Regions from separate parts of the Homo sapiens genome. Here region 2 is linked to region 1. A link is an interaction called in ENCODE POLR2A ChIA-PET data of the cell type or tissue named here. Cell type or tissue: K562. All regions are shown on one strand.

Region 1 (4,000 bases):
AAACTAGTCACATGTAGTTTCAACAAATCCATTCCCAAAGCAGTAAGCAAGACCGTAACACCAAAAGGAAGAATGAAGGTGAGGCTAACTAAGAACCACAGATAAAGCCCACCCTCTAAGAAAAGGAAGTTTGGGCTGGGCATGGTGGCTTATGCCGGTAATCCCAGCACTTTGGGAGGACGAGGTGAGCAGATCACGAGGTCAGGAGTTCGAGACCAGCCTGACCAACATGGTGAAACCCCGTCTCTACTAAAATTACAAAAATTAGCCGGGCGTGGTGGCACATACCTGTAATCCCAGCTACTCAGGAGGCTGAGGCAGGAGAGTCACTTGAGCTTGGGAGATGGAGGTTGCAGTGAGCTGAGATAGTGCCACTGCACTCCAGCCTGGGAAACAGAGTAAGACTCTGTCTCAAAAAAAAAAAAAAAAGGAAAAGGAAGTTTGGACACAGACACAGAATAAAGACCCCGTGAAGACACAGGGAGAAGATGACTGTCTGGGAGCCTCAGAGAAACCAACCCTCATGACGCCTTGATCTTAGGCTTCTGGCCTGTAGAACTGCCAGGAAAGAATATCTGCTTAGTTTAAGCCACAGCCCTAGCTGATGAACCCTTGCTCTCAATGGATGTAGCTCTCCCATTCACCTTTCACTTTTCTGAGATGCATTTAAAACCATTTGAATCCAAAGGTTCAAGTGTTATTTTAAACCACTCACCACCCCATCCCATTCAGTGCCTATCAACCACTTCCAAAAGCTTCCTCTGAAATCAGTAACTCACATTAGTTATACGTGCCCCAGCCAATTCTTTCTATGGAAAGATAGAATTATGAAATACGGCCAGGCATCGTGGTTCACGCCTGTAATCCCAGCTCTTTGGAAGTCTGAGGCAGGTGGATCACCTGAGGTCAGGAGTTCAAGACCAGGCTGGCCAATATGGTGAAAGCCCATCTCTACTAAAAATACAAAAGATTAGTCAGGCATGGTGGCATGCACCTGTAATCCCACCTACTCGGGAGGCTGAGGCAGGAGAATCGCTTGAACCCAGGAGGCAAAGGTTGCACTGAACTGAGATTGTGCCACTGTACTCCAGCCTGGGTGACAGAGCAAGACTCCATCTCAAAAAAAAAAAAAAAAAAAAAAAAATTATGAAATAAAACTTGAATGGGTAGAAACGTGGTACATATGAATTAGGTTTTCTCTGAGGCCAATTCTTCCACATTATGGAGCAAAAGCTAAGGTATTTTCTTACGACCAGGTTGGAAGCTGTAGGCGAGTGGGGACCTTATCTATCTGTCCAGTGCCATATCTGGGGCACATGGAATGCTGTCTGGCCAGCAAGTGGAATTCAATAAATATTTGTTGAGTTCAAGAACACCTGGCTTTTTTTCCCACAAGTAAACTGGAACATCTCATAGCAAAATATCAAATAAAGGAGAATATAAATACGCCAGTCAGTAACATAACTGCCACACTTGAACGACAAATTTCACTCTCAGCTTCCTCATAGCCAGGGCAACAATGGAAACCAAGCTTCTATTTATACTGATTTATGATGCAAAAAAAAAGTTCTCTAAATATTTACAAAATGGACATTGGGTAATAAAACCATGTCCCCAGCTGCATTTATACAAAAATGCAATAATGAAGTTTATATGTTCCTTTCACGAAAGTAAAATCTACTAATAAAAGCAGAGGGCATATACATAATACTAAACTTCAACCCAATTAGATCTATTACTATGAGAGGCTTTGTATATAGAGGCCCAAGGGTAACAAAATAGCAATCCCAACTTAACATAAGAATAAGACACTGGATGGACTACTTGTCTTTCTAAGGCAAGCCATTCTCACAAGTTTTACAACACACTGGTATGCCACAATCAAGTCTGAGGTGTATCTGAATTTCTTACCAATTATGTTATCAAACCTCCATGATAGCCCCCAATAATTCTTGCCTCCTGGACTCACCCTCATGTAGTCACCTCTCACAATGAATAATGCTGACGTGTAACCCACAGGATATTGCAGAAATGACAGAGTGTTACTTCTGGGATTATGTGATAAAATGACACTGCAGCTTTCCCCTGGTCTCCTGAATCATGTGTCCTGAGGGAAGTCAGCTGCCCTGTAGTGAAGGCATTCACGCACCCCTCAGAGAAGTCCACCTGGCAAGAAAAGCAGGCTTCCTGCCAGCAACGGCACCAACTTGCCAGGTATGTGAGTGAGGCAACTTGGAAGCAGGTGCTTCAGTCCCACCCAAGCCCTAGCGGGCATAATGACTGCAGCCTCAGGAAACCCTGAGACATACTGACACAGCGGAGACACTCTGGGATCCCTGACCCCCAGGAAGTGTGTATGGCAGTAAATGTTCATTTTTGTTTGGTTTGTTTGTTTTGAGATGGAGTTTCACTCTTGCTGTCCAGGCTGGAGTGCAATGGTGCGATCTCAGCTCACCGTAACCTCCGCCTCCCAGGTTCAAGAGATTCTCCTGCCTCAGCCTCCCGAGTAGCTGGGATTACAGGCATGCACCACCACACCCAGCTAATTTTGTATTTTTAGTAGAGATGGGGTTTCTCCATGTTGGTCAGGATGGTCTCAAACTCCCAACCTCAGGTGATCCGCCCGCCTCGGCCTCTCAAAGTGCTGGGATTACAGGCATGAGCCACTGTGCCTGGCCAGTAATGTTCCTTGTTTTCAGCCACTAAGCTTTGAGGCAATCTGTACTGCGGCAACACATAACAAAAACTAACAGATTCTGGTAACTGGAATTGGTATGCTTGCTAAAAAGAAAAAAAGAAAAATTCCTAAAATGTGTGAGTGACTTTGGAACGTGGCAATGGGCAGGAACTGGAAAGACTGTAAAAAGAGAGTTCGAAAACCCCTGAAGAGCCCTGGAAAAGCTAGAACCTGGAGGGCCTTTCAGGAGACTGTGGATGATGGTGTAGAGAGGAAAATGTTACTGGAAACTGGAAAAGGAGATCTTTGTTATTTCCTGATGGAAAGTTTAGCAACGCCATTGCCTGCTACAATGTGGGAGATGGAAAATGTACCTAAGGAGATGGCTGAATGTAGCTAAGGCAATTTCCAGAGTGTTGAAGGTCCCACCTATAAAATCCTTTGTTAAGAAGTCAGGAAAAAATCCAAGGCAATGGCTCAGAGAACAATTCTGGCAAACCAAAGGCCCTAAGAAGTAAGGGTGTTGTCCTTCAGCAGTCTCCACAGAAGTCTAATGTTTAAAAAGTGAACTCCAGTGAGATTCACAGGACATCCACAATGCTTTTAAAAGAATTACACCAGCAGAACCTCATCAGGTTGGACTCTTGGATTGAAAGGCACAGAAACAGTACAAAATGATTACTGGCAGGATACAGAGTGAGAAATCTATTCAGATGGAAACAGGTTAACTTTCACTGAAAAGAAAGAATGAATGTGTGACACAATGAATGCTTATTGTTTTCATATGCTAAATTTGGAGGCAATTTGTTACACAACATTAGATAACTATCATATTAATAATATACTTTTCCCCCAAAACATAATCATTTCAAGATTATTCCTCTAATTCCCTTGGATTCAAAAATACTTTTTTGAATAGAAAATAGTGAAGAAAGTCAAGTAAGGCAACTTACAGCCTTGTTTGTACTTAAAATGTATCGGGCATGTTACCGTCTGTCCTGTGTGGAAATATCAGAACAACAAAAAGGCTAAAAATGAGAGACTTGAAAGTTTTTCCCTAATATTTTTGGAAAGTAAAGGTTTGTCTTCCTACATGAGTAATACATTCAAATAGTTCAAAATAAATATATGAGAATGTACATCATAAAAACATCCCTCTCACCCTGCTCCTCAACCTGCCAGTCTCTCCCATCCCCTGCCACACCCACATCCAGAGCCCCCACCCTGCAGGGAACCACTACTGCTAGTTTCTTAGGAATTCTTCCCAAGTTTCTTATGGATCTACAAGCAAATATGAAAATCTCGTCTTATTTTCTCCCTTCT
Region 2 (4,000 bases), 55 kb after region 1:
CACCATGCCTGGCTAATTGTTGTATTTTTAGTAGAGATGGGTTTTGACCATGTTGGCCAGGCTGGCCTCCAACTCCTGACATCAAGTGATCCACCCGCCTCGGCCTCCCAAAGTGCTGGGATTACAGGTATTAGCCACAGTGCCTGGCCTAAAATTTGTTTTTTTTTGTTCTTCTTATTATTATTTTTATCATACCTTTACATTCTACTTCATCCCCATTAACACATGTACTGAACTTTAAAATCAAACATCAAGTTCCTGTTTCCTAGAAATTGGGAAAAGCATTAATTGGTTGATATGGCTGGCCCCTGTAACATATTACCACACATTTGGTGGCATAAAAGAGCAGAATTTTTTTCTTTTGCACATCCGGAGCCCAGAAGGTCAAAATTAATGTCACCAGGCCAAGGTACAAGGCCCTCTCTGAGGGGGAGAATCAGTGTCCTTGCCTTCTAGAGCTGGATTCCTTGTATTCCCTGGCTAACAGCCCCTCCCTGCACCTTAAAGCTGGTACCATCTTCAGAGCCCTCTCTCTGCTGAGGTCATGATACCACCTTCTTTCTTCTGTCTACAGTCAAATCTCTTTCTGCCTCCCTCTAATAAGGACACGTGATTATATTTGGAATCCACCCACATAATCTAGGATACCCTCTCACCTCAAGATCTTTAATTACATATACAAACTCTCTTTTGCCACATAATAACATTCACAGGTTCCAAGGATGAAGACCTGGATATCTTTGGAGGCCATTATTCAACCAATTACAAGAAGTGTGATGGCAAATTTTAGTCTATACTTTTCTAGATGCCACAGAAATGCTCAATTATTTGAGTTCAATTTTTGCAAGATAAGGGAAATGATTTGGGTTTTTTTCTACTTTCTTTGCATTTTTATTTTCCAAAAAGCAAAATAAATGATGTCCTTCAACTCTAGGGTAGGCATTCTAAAACATCGGCTTTAATAAACAATGTTGACAAGTTTAGTGATTATTTATTTTTAAAATAACAATGTCTTTAGTAGTCTGAAAAATCTCTACGTAATTTAAAAAGTGACCAATGTGTCTTCTCATTTTAGAACTCTTTTAGTACTCCACTAATGAAATTTCAAAGCATGCTTCTAGATGATTTTCTCTACATTTATGGTTTGTTTAAAAGCAGGAAGACCCAGAAAAAGTTATTAAATGACTCAACTAGCAATTCCAAAGATGTCTCCAACAATGTTGAATTTGCTTTCTGCTGTGTGTGTCAGGGGTGGGTGGGGGTGCATATTGGAAAAGAGAAAGGGGATTCACATAGTGGAAATTCTCTTTAATGATCAGTAGCGCCTTCACAATTTATGAGTTTGCAGTTGAGATAACAAAACCAACTCCTTCAGCTAATAGTGGCAAACAAACATCCTATGTTTTTCCTTACAATTTTTCCAGCGCTCATCCCCCAATGCAACCCCCATCATGCTCACTGTCCGCCCTCCACTCCTACCCCTTTTGGAATAATAATCTTCTAGTTCTATGAACTATTCTTTCAGTATCACCGACTATGTCAAAATTTGATCCCAACAGAGATTATTCCTCCATAGACTCTAGATTCTGTTCACCGATGTCTCTTGAACATATTCCTGGGGAGTGCTCCCATCTTATCACGGTGGTACTATGGCTGGAGCTGAGCCACTTCTCTGCCTTTTCAAGAAGGGCAAAACTTAAGAGAACAGGATTAAAATACAGGAGATTAAAAAAAGCCAAAGGTTTGACAACATACTTAGTTGGCAAATTCACGGGGGAAACAAGACATATCACTGGTGAGAATGCAAAGCAACCCCTGTGAGGAGACATTTGTCTGTGTCTAGCAAATTACACTGGTATTTCCTCATTAATCCAGCAATCCCACGTCTAAGACTATCTGCACTGGCAAAATATGAAGTGACATGTGCATTTGAAATATCAAAAGACTGGAAACAATCCTAAATGCCCACCAATAAAGAAGTAGTTGAATCAATTATTGGTATAGCCAGCCAGTGAAGCGCTGTGTAACTCCATGAGGACGCTCCCTCTACACTGATGTGGAGTAATCTTGAGGGTATATCAAGTTAAATAATAATTTTTAAAAAGCAAAGTGCAGAACCATGTTTATCCTGGGCTACCATTTGTATACAAGTGGAAAAGCATGGCTGAGTCTAGAAGTACAGCTGATATCATCAGGGCTCTATCTCTCAGCTCTGTGTGTTTCTGCTTGGCTTCATTCTGCAGTCTGGTTCTTTCCATGTAGTAAATAAGGAGACTGCTTGCATCCCAAGCTACACCCCCTCCCTGAAAAAAAAACATAAACAAAACCTAGTTTTTGTCAATTACACCTTAATAAAGCTGGGGGTGCTGGGAAGAACTGCTTCCTCCCAAACTATTCTACCAAACAAGGAAGGTGTAGACTGGGTCACTGTCCCACCCCTGTGCATGGGGGAGAAGAGAACAGGGAAGAGTAGCTGACAGCCCCACAGGGACCATATAGCATGAGGAAAGAAAAGGTCTCCAGATAAAATGAGGGCACTGAACACACAAGGGCAACAGATGCCCAGTCCAGGATGAGACCTCTGAGAATGAGACAATAGGAAGAGATTATTGCATTTGTCCAGACATCACATTTCTACATAAAATATGTAAGATATTAGGCACCATGAGCCTCCTTATCTCAGGGTATCAGATGGAAAAGCTGTCAACGTTTCTTAATCCTTCATATCCAATGACTCATAGCAATATATTGAATTAATTTAGGGGCTGCATTATAATTTCTTTTGGGTTTTCCAGTGTACCTACTAGATTTTTAAGGGAATCTGAAGTCCATCCTCAGGAAACAAAGCAGGAGTTTTAGAAAGTGAATTCTGAACTGTGAAGGTGCAATAAAAACATCAGGACTCACGCCTGTACTAGGACAAAAAGCTTTCAGTGTTGTTTCATGCCCAGAGAGCTCAGCCTTTGCTTCCCCGAGCATGGTTGCCTCTGGAATTCCCTGGGGCCAGCTGTAATGAAGATCTGCCAGGAAGCAGCGAGTATTGCTTATTGGAAGGAGAGAAATGGCCTTAGAAGCATTTTGGGAGAGGCAGAGATGCTTCCATTGGCCTTGTCCACCCAGGCCACCTGCTCAATCTTAGAATTTTCGAAGATGGGCAAAAGCATCCAAATGAAAGCAAATTTCTGGGCACCGAAAGGCTGTGATGGCTAAGAAAGTCTGATTTTTCTGGAGGGTCCCACCTGTTTCAGTATGAAAACTTCTTCTTTTTTTAAAAAAAAAAAAGAGAGAGAGACAGGGTCTCACTATGTTGCTCAAGCTGGTCTTGAACTCCTGGCCTCAAATGATCCTCTGGCCTTGGCCTCCCGAAGCACTGGGATTACAGGTATGAGCCATCATGCCCAGCCAATATGAAGGCTTCTATAATAATACATTCTCCCTGCCTGTTTCAGCATGAAGACTTCTAAGACCAACTACTGTTATAAATTGTTACAAATATAATACCTCCTCCTCTCTTTCCCTTTATCCTAAAACCAGACATCTTTGGATCATGGCTAGAGACATCTTCTGTCTCCCACGGTTGAAACTGAGCCTGGGGAAATGGCCTTGTTACCTTTTCATAGATCATTCCAGGAAGCCCTGCTAGCTAATGGCCTCTTATTCTGTATGGTCCCCAAGATCTGCTAATCGAAGCCTCAACTCCAATTAGTATGCAACAAACAAAACTCCTATTTTTTGTTTGCTTGTTTTTTGAGACGGAGTCACCCTCTGTCACCCAGGCTGGAGTACAGTGGCGCCATCTTGGCTCACTGGAACCTCCTCCTCCTGAGTTCAAGAGATTCTCCTGCCTCAGCCTCCTGAGTAGCTGGGACTACAGGTGCATGCCACCATGTCTGGCTAATTTTTTTGTGTTTTAGTAGAGATGGGGTCTCACAATGTTGCCCAGGCTGGTCTCGAACTCCTGAGCTCAAGTGATCCACCTGCCTCAGCCTCAAAAAGTGGT

The links. Peaks named below come from ENCODE experiments on the same cell type or tissue, not always from the same donor. Only the 100,000 strongest peaks of a DNase experiment are listed, where the experiment ranks them.
Region 2: POLR2A ChIA-PET joins it to region 1 with 5 read pairs; 5 of 35 experiments call an interaction of 5 or more read pairs at or near these places.

Annotation. Positions count from the first base shown.
Region 1 is chr18:58,086,271-58,090,270 of GRCh38, reverse strand. All of the region lies in intron 1 of NEDD4L (NEDD4 like E3 ubiquitin protein ligase), which reads right to left. Among named protein-coding and RNA genes, the nearest start is that of NEDD4L, 44 kb to the right of the region's middle. RefSeq lists an enhancer at 1,505-2,180 and a silencer at 2,080-2,374. In K562, no CTCF peak of the experiment used is centred here; a DNase peak (open chromatin) is centred at 2,060.
Region 2 is chr18:58,031,417-58,035,416 of GRCh38, reverse strand. No RefSeq gene overlaps it. Among named protein-coding and RNA genes, the nearest start is that of NEDD4L, 11 kb to the left of the region's middle. In K562, no CTCF peak of the experiment used is centred here; no DNase peak of the experiment used is centred here.